3 separate regions of the Homo sapiens genome follow, and all the other regions are linked to region 2. Evidence: chromatin contacts called from ENCODE Hi-C or POLR2A ChIA-PET data. All regions are on one chromosome and are shown on one strand. The core of a region is the stretch at or near the end of the contact, and the rest is flanking DNA. Distances in the headings are between cores, read along the strand shown.

Region 1 (3,775 bases), core at 520-3,019, 170 kb before region 2:
AAAATTCCTGGGTAAGTTTGGAATCTCTTCTTGGAGGGCTCCTAAGGATATAATTTTCAGAGATGAGGGAAAAAATCCCTTTAGGATAATTAAGGTAATAGGTGTCCCTGCCCTAAGAGGAGTCAGGGATCAGGAAACCAAGGGATAGGGGAAAGCCAAGCTTCATCAAAATCATTCCCTATTGTGAAATTCTTGCATTCAGTAAACTTCTCTTTTCTCATTTTGCAACGCCTCATTTCTTTCCTCTCCTTTCTTTCCTTCTCTTTCTTTCTTTCTTTCTTTCTTTCTTTCTTTCTTTCTTTCTTTCCTTCCTTCCTTCCTTCCTTCCTTTCTTTCTTTCTTTTCTTTCTTTCTCCTTTTCTTTTCTCTTCTCTTCTCCTTTTCTTTTCTTTTCTTTTTTTTTTGAGATGGAATTTCGCTCTTGTTGCCCAGGCTGGAGTGCAATGACGAGATCTCGCCTCACCTCAACCTCCGCCTCCCAGGTTCAAGTGAGTCTCCTGGTTCAGCCTCCCGAGTAGCTGGGATTACAGGCATGTTCCACCACGCCCGGCTAATTTTGTATATATGTATATTTTTTGAGACGGAGTCTCGCTCTGTCACCCAGGTTGGAGTGCAGTGGCGCGATCTCAGCTCACTGCAAACTCCGCCTCCTGGGTTCACGCCATTGTCCTGCCTCAGCCTCCAGAGTAGCAGGGACTACAGGCGCCCGCCACCCACGCCCGGCTAATTTTTTGTATTTTTAGTAGAGACGGGGTTTCACTATGTTAGTCAGGATGGTCTTGATCTCCTGATCTCGTGATCCGCCCGCCTCGGCCTCCCAAAGTACTGGGATTACAGGTGTGAGCCATCACGCTCGGCCTGTATTTTTTTTTTTTAGTAGAGACGGGGTTTCTCCATGTTGGTCAGGTTGGTTTCAAACTCCCGACCTCAGATGATCCGCTCGCCTCGGCCTCCCAAAGTGCTGGGATTACAGGCTTGAGCCACCGCGCCCAGGCACAACGGCTTGTTTCTATTGGAAAACCCCAGAATTTACTCCCTATAACCCCTCTCTTATTCTAATCCCATCCCTTTCCCCGTTTGTCCCGCAAACCCCATCTCCAAAGCCGATTTCACGTTGAGCTCAAGTTGGCCTTTACAAACTGACTTCTCATGTTCCTCAGGCCCAGCAAAGCCTGGAACTCCACCTTAGGGAGATTGTTATTGCGACTATCAACTCCTGGCAGCCTTGGTTTATGTAGTTAACATGTTGGGCCTTTCTTGGCTCTACTCTATGGTTGTGCAGACTTTCTGTGAGGATGCTGAAGTGACCTGAGCGAGCATGAGGGAAGGGCTAGCCACAGAGATCATGGACCTAATGCGGGCGCTGAAAATAGGGATTAGGGCAGGATTCCGGTTAGAAAGCGCCAGTGTTAAAGGCTAAGGAGACACAGCGCCCCCTAAAGAGGGTGCGGTTTAAAAATCGCTAAATCAGTCCGACAATATCACGTGTCCTCGGCCCTACCAATTGAAAATTAACAATCGCTTCTTCTGTTCCCCATGGAAACAACCCCGCCCCACTAACCCTCCCGCCCCAATGAGTCGTGAGGTTTTGGCGTTTTATTGAGTATTCAAGCTGACAATCAAACACCTGAGCCTTCTGGTTGGACACTTTGCTTCCGGTAAGCAAGCTAGTACAATAATTGGCCAATAAAGCAAGCCTTACCCAATGATCCTTATCCTAGGCGGGGCCTAATGGGAACGTATGGCCAATCAGCGGCGGCGTTTCTTTTGCGGCTCCACGTCGGCACCAGCTGCGGGGCAAGATGGAGGCGCTGATTTTGGTAGGAGCTGGAGGGGCAGCAGAGATGCTGTGGTGTCCACAGGGGCCGGGAGTCAGGGTTCAGCCCGAGTGGGAGACGGGGAAAGAGAGTTCCGGGTAATTCTTGGGGACTGAGCGTTCTGCTGACCTTTGGAATAAGTGTGTGGCCTAGTGTAGGAGCTAAAGCCTTGGTTTAGAGTAGGAAGCCCTGCCGGGGAGAGGGCATAGAGTCGGTGGAAAGTTGAAGGCAGCACATGGACTCCTTAGGATACACAGACCTGTAGGCGTACTGGATTAGGACCCTTCAGGTTGCCCCTTATTTTTAGCATTGTGGATGATACCCTGATTTTAATTTACCAAACCACCAAACTCGCCCCATATTGTAAGAAAAGAATACAGATGTTTTGTCGTTACAGACTCCTCCTGATGGTTTCCCAAGTTTGACTCTCCATTGCCGATTCCCTGCCACATTCCTTCAGGAAACTGTTTTGTCTTCGGTTTCCTGTTAATCCCTATTATATAGGTTTGTCAAATAATCAGTATTCCATCAAAGTTCTGGGATACCTGATAAAGTTAGCATGGATTGTGGAATATTTTTTCTAGACTCCTTATTCTGTTCTCCTTTTCTCTACCCATTTAGACCTTAGGAATTCTTTTTTTTTTTTTTTTTTTTTGAGACCGAGCCTTGCTCTGTCACCCAGGCTGGAGTGCGCACGTGGCGCGATCTTGGCTCACTGCAATCTCCACCTCCCGGGTTCAAGCTATTCTCTTGCCTCAGCCTCCCGCGTAGTTGGGACTATAGGCGCGTGCCACCACGCCCGGCTATTTTTTTTGTATTTTTAGTAGAGACGTGGTTTCACCATGTTGGCCAGGCTGGTTTCGAACTCCTGACCTCAAGTGATCCGCCCGCCTCGGCCTCCCAAAGTGCTAGGATTACAGGCTTGAACCACCGCGCCTGGCCAGGAATTATTATTATTATTATTATTATTATTATTTTTGAGACGGAGTCTCACTCTGTCGCCCAGGCTGGAGTGCAGTGGTACGATCTCGGCTCACTGCAAGCTCCGCCTCCCGGGTTCACGCCATTCTTCTGCCTCAGCCTCCGGAGTGGCTGGGACTACAGGCGCTCGCCACCACTCCCGGCTAATTTTTTGTATTTTTTAGTAGAGACGGAGTTTCACCGTGTTAGCCAGGATGGTCTCGATCTCCTGACCTCGTAATCCACCCGCCTCGGCCTCCCAAAGTGCTGGGATTACAGGCGTGAGCCACTGCGCCGGGCCAGGAATTCTTATTGTATGATCTAGGATGCTAATTTCTCCCTCTCTGGTTACATGAGAATTGTGGTCGCTAAAGGGCTGTATTAGCCCTCTTGTCCATATGATGCTTTATGCTTGTTCTAACAAATAAAATACCTGTTACCCCTTTTTAGAACTGGACCAGAGAATTTCTCTCAAAAGTGCCCTATTTTGCGATTTGGAGGGGTGTGTGTGTGTGTGTGTGTGTGTGTGTGTGTGTGTGTGTAGGTAGGTAGGTAGTATAGTGTAGGAATTTAACTCCCAGCCTTCTTCCTTAATTGGCTTGAACTCTAGGCCTCTTTCCAAAGAAGCTTGTCTTTTATTTTCCTTCAGATCTCCTAAGCATACACATTCAGATCCTCATCAGATAAAAGAATAACAGGTTTTAATTCCTCTCTTTCAGTTAAAGACAGTTAATTCCTTATGTCGGTTGGTCAAATATAGGTAAAAAGCTTAAAATCTGAGTAGTTTTAAATATTTTCTGTACCAAGCAGTTAACAAGTATTCTTTTTTTTTTTTTTTTTTTTTTTTTTTTTTTTTTTTTGAGATAGAGTCTGGCTGTGTTGCCCAGGCTGGGGTGCAGTGGTGCAATCTTGGCTCACTGCAACCTCCGCCTCCCAGAATCAAGCAATTCTCATGCCTCAGCTTCCTGAGTAGCTGGGGTTACAGGCACGCGCCACCA
Region 2 (3,705 bases), core at 394-2,893:
TCTCTAAGATTTAAGGGTGATTACTAATTTCCTCTTTTTAATCTTGATTAATTTGGTTCTTCTTCATGGGGCCTATTTCCTAATTTAGTCTTAATAATTCAACAAATAAACCAGCATATTTATTGAGTGACTACTGTGTCCAAGAGGTATTGTTCTAGATCAGTGTTTTTCAGAATGGAATATTTGTACCAAAACCTCCTACAACAGTGCTTATATAAGTACAGACTTCTAGGCCCCACAACAGACTCGCCTACCTACCAATGCTAATCTCAGAGGACAGGGATTGATCTGTTTCTCAAGCATCCATAAATACCATGGTACTAGAGCACTGGTTCTCAAACTTGAGTGTGCATTGGAATCACCTGGAGGGTTTGTTAAAACACAGAGTGCCTGGACCCACCCCAGAATTTTGGATTCAGTGGTCTGGGGCGGGTCCTAAGAATTTGCATCTCTAACAAGTTTCCAGGTGATGCTGATGCTGCTGGATCACATTTTGAGAATTACTATGTACTTCTTGAGAACTACTTTGAGAATTATTATGTACTGTAGAAGTACAATGCACTGTAGTAGAGCATTGTGAGAAATATAAAAAAGTATTAGAGGCCGGGTGTGGTGGCTCATGCCTGTAATTCCAGTACTTTGGGAGGCTGTGGCGGGTAAATCACCTGAGGTCAGGAGTTCGAGAGCAGCCTGGCCAACACGGTGAAACCCCATGTCTACTAAAAATACAAAAATTAGCAAGGCGTGGTGGTGGGCACCTGTAACCACAGCTACTCCAGAGGCTGAGGCTGGAGAATTGCTTGAGCCCAGGAGGTGGAGGTTGTAGTGAGCAGAGATCATGCCATTGCACTCCAGCCTGGGCAACAAGAGTGGAACTCTGTTTCAAAAAAAAAAAAAAAAAGAAAAAAAAGTATTAGGTACAATTCCTGTCATTAAGGAGCTTATGCTGTAGTTGGGGGAGATACAACGTACACTATAAACATATAACAAGGAATATATGTATTTGACAATATAAAATATAATACAATATAATATTTGACATTGATGGGGTCTTTAGGAGAAGATGGGATTTGATCTGGGTACTAAAACATGATGAGGCCAAAGGTTCATAGGCATTCTTGGATATAAAAGAAGGAAAATATAGAGGTGTACAGGGGTGGGGTGGTAGATACTTGTTTATCTAGCTTACAGCTTTTAATTTTTATTTTTTATAGAGATGGGGTCTTGCTATGTTGCCCAGGCTGGTCTGGAACTCCTGAGCTCAATGGATCTTCCCACCTTTTCCTCCCAAAGTGCTGGGATTACAGGTGTGAGCCACCACGCCCAGCTTTGTCTAGGACACTTATGGGGGCATAAGACCAAAAAGGTTGGTGCAGTCTGTGAAGAGCCTTGAAAGCCTGTCCTTCTCCTCAGCTCCACCCACTTCATAGCCTTACCAAAAGTGCTGCACAGCCAGAAAGAGGAAGTCTCCCCTGCTGAGTGTGCAAGAGGAAGCACAAGAAGGCTCTGAGGGCCTGTGAGCCATAATGACTGATTTCACCCATGAGCCAATTGCAGAGGCAACAGAAGACCAGTGCACCAACCAGGCTGGGTCCCTCCGCCAGAGGGTGTCACCATCTAAGCTGAAAGTGTTTGGGGAGATCAGACATTGCTGTCTGGTGCTCCTCTCTCAGTGGCCATCATGTCTTTGACATCTGCTTACCAGCATAAATTAGCAGAGAAGCTCACTATCCTGAATGATCGCGGTCAGGGGGTTCTCATCCGTATGTATAACATCAAGAAGGTAAGCATGAACAATGGGACTAGTACTGATTATTCCAACAATAATAGGGCAGGGAACCCTGAGGCGGCAGGTGCAGCAGTTAGACTCCCACCTTTTTTTCCACTGCTTTTCCACTGACTATAATCTACATAATCACTCAGATTATACAGGCCAGCCAGTTCAGGAAGGCAGAAGTGGAGGCTTCTTTTCAAGGCTTCCCCTTTCTAGATATGATTCTTGCCCCAACGATGGCATCTGCTTTCCTCTGGGGATGGGGGTGAGGGTGGGGATGGGGAAACAACAGTGGTATTCCAAGTGACTTGGATAAAGGTCTGGGGTCCAACCTTCTGGGTTTTATTATTTATTGTTGATCCTCTACACTCTGAAGAGATCTGAAGCTGGGTCTCTGGCAAAAACTTTTCTGTGGAAGTGCTTCCCTAAAAGGAAAAAAAATAGATAATTAGGTATTTAGATTAAAAAGGGTAGGTGTCTTCTGAGCTGCTCCTGGGGTAGTTCATGCTGTGGTGGTTGTGTGTGTGTGTGTGTGTGTGTGTGTGTGTGTGTTTAGAATAGGAACTGAGGAATTGAAAGAAGCTAGTGACAAGAGGTGGGCTAGGGGCTGGGCAAACCATAGGAAGTAAAGAGATAAAGACAGGGGTGTTTATGGGGAGTTCCTGGCATAGAAAATAGGGGACTTTGGGGGAGGGAGCTTTTGTGTTTTTTGTAATAAAACAAATCACCAGGAACACGGTTTCTCTGTCACCATGAATCCTGTAAATGCCCTTTGGGATAAGATACTTACATAGTGAACAAAATTGTGACACTGAATCTTGTACAAAGTCTAACTCCTGAGCAGCTGCTTTTCTTGTTCCTTCCGGCTTCAGTTGAGGGGCGGGGAAACAGCTTCCTCTTTGTGCTGGGGCCAAGCAGGCATTAAACTCTACCCATCAAGACAAAATGCCTAGGTTGTTATTTCGCTCTTAGATACTTGGCTTAATGTCTTGGAATTTTTTCTTGACCTACTCTTATGCTTTTTATTTTTATATTTATTTATTTATTTATTTATTTATTTATTTTCGGAGTCTCGCTCTGTCGCCCAGGCTGGAGTGCAGTGGCACGATCTTGGCTCACTGCAACCTCCGCCTCCCGGGTTCAAGCGATTCTCCTGCCTCAGCCTCCCAAGTACCTGGGACTACAGTTGTGCACCACCATGCCCAGCTAATTTTTGTATTTTTAGTAGAGACGGGGTTTCACCATGTTGGCCAGGCTGGTCTCGAACTTCTGACCTTGTGATCTGCCTGCCTCGGCCTCCCGAAGTGCTGGGATTACAGGTGTGAGCCGCTGCGCCCAGCCTCTCATGCTTTTTAAATTAGTTCCCAGGTTGCCTTTTCCTAAGACAGATTATGAGAATGAATGTTGCAAGAAGAGGTATGTTTCTGAGGAGGAGGAGAAAGGGTTGAAATATATATGGTTTCTCTCTGCAGACTTGTTCAGACCCCAAATCTAAGCCACCTTTCTTACTGGAAAAGTCCATGGAACCATCTCTCAAGTATATCAACAAGAAATTTCCCAACATAGATGTCCGAAACAGCACGGTGAGAACTTGGTCCTTCTCTCCTTTCTCTGAATAATTCTCTGCTTGAATGGCTGAAATTCTCCTCTTTTGATGCCTCTCTTCAAACTTGGCAGGGGATGGAGTAGTCTTTTTTTATTAATAGTTTTCCAAGGCTCAACCACAGGGCTTCAGGTTGTTGTAGAGCTTTAAGTCTTGAGCATTTTGAGATAAGATGGGATTCTTCCAGCATAAGCTGGAGCGAATCATCACCCCTTTTCCATTGCAAGATTCATGGGAAAACATTGTTTTTGTACAAGACAGCTCTATCAACCCAGCAGGGTACATGTATTTTATTGTTTCTGTTTCCCACTCACTGTTTCCTTGCTGT
Region 3 (3,623 bases), core at 989-3,488, 130 kb before region 2:
CCTAGGTACCCCTGAATCCTTAGGTATTAGGTTCCAGCTCCTGGTGGCCACAGGTGCTTTAGGGATATGTGTGAGCATGCACATGGTGACAGGATTTCGTCATGCAGGAGGGATGGAATAGTATGGTCTCCTCCTAGCCTGGCCCCTGAGCCTAACCGTGACCTGTTTCCTTCTTCCCCAGAGACCACACCTGAGCATTAAAAGCACAGAATTCATTTATTAATAATTAATAATACTCCTTGGGCAGTCTAGGGCTGAAACATTGATCAAGTGATGGAGAGACTTGATTTGGGAGGCTGGGGAGAGATTGTTGTGAAAATGCCCACATGTGTTATTTCACCTATTCTCCTATTACCTGGCCACTTTGGTCCTGGAGGAGACAGTCCTGAATTCTGGTGACTAGGGTCACAGTTCTAATGGAGCCTATGGAAACTCCGGGGCCCTCTTTTTAAAATGGAGCCATATGCTTGGCGGAATTGGCGGTTCATGGCTGCATAGAGCACAGGGTTGATGCAACCATTGAGCCAGGTGAGGTTGGCAGCAAGCATGTGGACCACCCGGGGAGCCTGGACTCTGGCATCCAGAATGTTGAGCAGCAAGAAGGGGATGTAGCTCAGGGCAAAGCAGAGGAACACAGCAAAACACATTCGAGTCACCTTCCCAAATTCCGATGAAGAATCCGGAGCTCTTCTGGCTCCTTTAATTGGCTGGGCTTTGGCAGATGCTTCTGGAGGGCTTTTCTCTGCCATCTGCTTAGCTCTCTTGCTGTTGATCTGGTCTCCCACTTCTGATGAGTCCCCTTCCAGGGTCTGGGTGGTGGCAGCACTGACTGGCTCAGATGAAATCCCCTCACTGGGTCCTCCTGATGCTAACCTGCTGTCCAGCTCCTGGAAACGACCAGGCATGGCCTCATCAGTCCTGGCCACATGGTTGGAGTGGATGCTTGCCTGTCGCAACTTGTATTGGTCCAGTGCCTGTGCTGCTCGTTTGACCTGGCGGTGGATGAGGCAATAGAAGATGCCAACACTGCTGAGCCCAAGCACAAAGTAGATGCCCATGAGGATGGTGGTGTAAGGCCGGCCTCGGATGCGGTCAAAGCTGCAGGTGCAGACTACAGGTACCAGGATATAAATAGGCCAGAGGGGAGCAAAGCTGGCCACGCCCACAACCCAGGTGCTCACCAGTGCCAGCACTATCCCCTTGGCACTGAAAACTTGGGGAAAAAGCTTAGGGTGGGCAATGAGGAGGTAGCGTCCCAGTGCGATGAGGCAGAGGGTCAGGATGGAGACAGAATTGGAGGCAAAAAGGAGGAGCCCAAATACCCTGCAGAAGGTGGCACCGGTGCGCCAGTGCAGGTGGAGGTAGGTGTCCACAGAGAAGGGCTGAAGGAGCGTGCAGTAGAGGAGATCAGCCAGTGTGAGGTTGGCTATGAGCAGGTTGAATCGGGTACGGAGCTTGGGCTGGATGGCCAAGGCCAGTAGGGTGAGCACATTGCCCACGGTGCCTGTCACAGCCACCACCACCCCCCAGCTAACTGCAACATAACGATAGCCCAGCACAGACTCATGGTAGCAGGAGAAGTTGGCGTCAGAGCTGTTCCACATGATAGAGGCTAAAGAGGCAGAGGGTGGAAGAGGAAGAGGGAATCAGAACCTAGCATTCAACTTAGATCTCTTGAACAGTTCTGGGACCCTGGACATCTAAACTGTTCCTGGACCTCACCTTAATTCAGTATCCTCCTGAACCATTCCCAGGCCTCTTCATCTCAAGATCCCTAACTCTCTCCTTAGGTTCTCTTAGTCCTTTCCCATTCTCAAATATTTCCCCAAGTTTTTATCTAAATATCTCTTGCCTAAATATCTTAGTCTTATTCTGCTCCAAACCTCAGTCCTCTTCTATATCCATCCCGCTGCTCTCAGTAAACCCAGTGCCCTCCAACTTTTTTAATTCCTTCCCCATCCCCAAAGACCCCCAGGAGTCCCCTCTCTCTATTCAGCATCGTGTATTCAGGATCCTCTCTGTATTCAGTTCCCTCTGCTCCTTTCCACTACACACACATATAGGCTTTAGTCATTTCTGTTTGTTACCACCTGGGAGATGAGGAGACCAAGAAGGTAAAAGTATACCCACAACAAAAGTGCTTACCTGAGTTTCTCAGCCTTCAATTCTTTCTATAATGGAAGAAGTTCAACTCACCCAAAGAGCAGTCCTTTCTGGTGGACAGTTAGGCTTCAAGCAGGAGACATCCTGCTCTTATGTATCCTATTATAGTCCACTGAAAGAATAAGAAACTCCCCCATTACCCAATCCCAGCCACTTCCTTCACCACCTCCGGTCCTACTCATTTTGCTTCGGCTAGTGAAATCTAGGCTTCTCTGTTGAAAGTCCCCCGCTACTTACCTCAGAGTGGTTTCACTCTTCCTTTCTCCTTCCTGAAACCCAAACTCTGTTTTCTTCCCCTCTTTGCATGGCAGAACTCATCTGTAAGATCATTGCCAAGAATTGCTAGGGCACGGAGTCAGAGCATCAGAACATTTGGGCCACTCCTCAAAGGGCCAAAAGATAAGACCAAGTTCCAGGAGCAACTTTAGGTACCCCCAGAAGCCTTGGGTTTGTTTCAGAGGAGCACTACCTTTCTTGTCTCCACGGCTTAGACATGGTTCAAGTCAGAGGGACCCATGTGACACCCTAGCACATTTGAGAAACCAAGTCAGATGAAGAAAAGTGGGGAATGAGGCATCCAGAATTCTGGTTTCATTCTCCTCAAGGGATCAGGGTCCTGTTCAATCATTCATTTATCCATTTACCCAACAACTTAGTACTGAGTGCCTACTATACACCAGACTCTGATCTAGACACTGGGGATACAAGAACGTCTGATATATGGCCTTGTGCATAGTCTACTAGGGGAGACAGATACATAAATATGCAAATGCTTAATCGATTCTCCAGAGCAAGGGTGAGTAAACTTCACCCTATGGGCCAAATCTAGTCTGCTGTTTTTGTATAGCCTGTGACCCAATCATGTTTTTTTTCCATTTAAAAATGGTTATATTTTAGGCCAGGTGCAGTGGCTCACGCCCATTATCCCAACATTTTGGGAGGCCAAGGAGGGCAGATCACTTGAGGTCAGGAGTTCGAGACCAGCCTGGCCAACATGGTAAAACCCCGTCTCTACTAAAAATACAAAAATTAGCCAGGCGTGATGGGTGCGCCTGTAATCCCAGCTACTAGGGAGGCTGAGGCAAGAGAATCGCTTGAACCCGGGAGGCGGAGGTTGCTTGCAGTTAGCCAAGATCACATTGCACCACTGCACTCCAGCCTGGATGACAGAGCAAGACTCCGTCTCAAAAAATAAAATAATAAATAAATAAGTAAGTAAAATAAAAATGGTTATATTTTAAATTGTTATATAAGTGCCTATGTAATATCCTCAGTTTTATCTCTTGATTAACACAGTTTAAAATATTTATAATCAGGCCCTTTGAGAAAAAGTTTGCTGAGGCTTGCTTTAAAATACTATATAGGCCTGGCTTGGAGGCTCATGCCTGTAATCCCAATGCTTTGGGAGGCTGAGCTGGGAGGATGACTTCAGGTCAGGAGTTTAAGACCAGCCTGGGCAA

The links. Hi-C counts contacts between places; a loop is a spot of excess contacts on that map. ChIA-PET counts read pairs that join two places held with the same protein, here RNA polymerase II (POLR2A). Pooled maps may share reads with other maps.
Region 1: a loop to region 2 is called in a pooled map, with 13 times the contacts of the local background. The contact joins the promoter of COPZ1 here to the promoter of NCKAP1L in region 2. A Hi-C loop is called at or near these places in 4 of 37 single-sample maps with no recorded cell type and 11 of 50 pooled maps. POLR2A ChIA-PET finds 5 or more read pairs at or near these places in 6 of 52 experiments (CD4-positive, alpha-beta T cell, GM10248, activated B cell and 2 more).
Region 3: a loop to region 2 is called in a pooled map, with 3 times the contacts of the local background. The contact joins the promoter of GPR84 here to the promoter of NCKAP1L in region 2. A Hi-C loop is called at or near these places in 1 of 168 maps with a recorded cell type or tissue (naive thymus-derived CD4-positive, alpha-beta T cell), 3 of 37 single-sample maps with no recorded cell type and 10 of 50 pooled maps. POLR2A ChIA-PET finds 5 or more read pairs at or near these places in 8 of 52 experiments (CD4-positive, alpha-beta memory T cell, GM12878, OCI-LY7 and 5 more).

What each region holds. Positions count from the first base shown.
Region 1 is chr12:54,323,362-54,327,136 of GRCh38, forward strand. COPZ1 (coat protein complex I subunit zeta 1) reads left to right here and starts at 1,770. Exons shown (of 9, transcript NM_016057.3): 1 at 1,770-1,820. The coding sequence starts at 1,803.
Region 2 is chr12:54,496,109-54,499,813 of GRCh38, forward strand. It overlaps NCKAP1L (NCK associated protein 1 like), which reads left to right and starts at 1,644. Exons shown (of 31, transcript NM_005337.5): 1 at 1,644-1,783; 2 at 3,247-3,357. The coding sequence starts at 1,682. RefSeq lists enhancers at 1,606-1,665, 1,776-1,835.
Region 3 is chr12:54,362,248-54,365,870 of GRCh38, forward strand. It overlaps GPR84 (G protein-coupled receptor 84), which reads right to left and starts at 2,239. Exons shown (of 2, transcript NM_020370.3): 1 at 2,146-2,239; 2 at 198-1,612. The coding sequence starts at 1,604. The coding sequence ends at 414. The region is part of intron 1 of GPR84-AS1 (GPR84, ZNF385A, ITGA5 and GTSF1 antisense RNA 1); the gene reads left to right. RefSeq lists an enhancer at 2,168-2,257.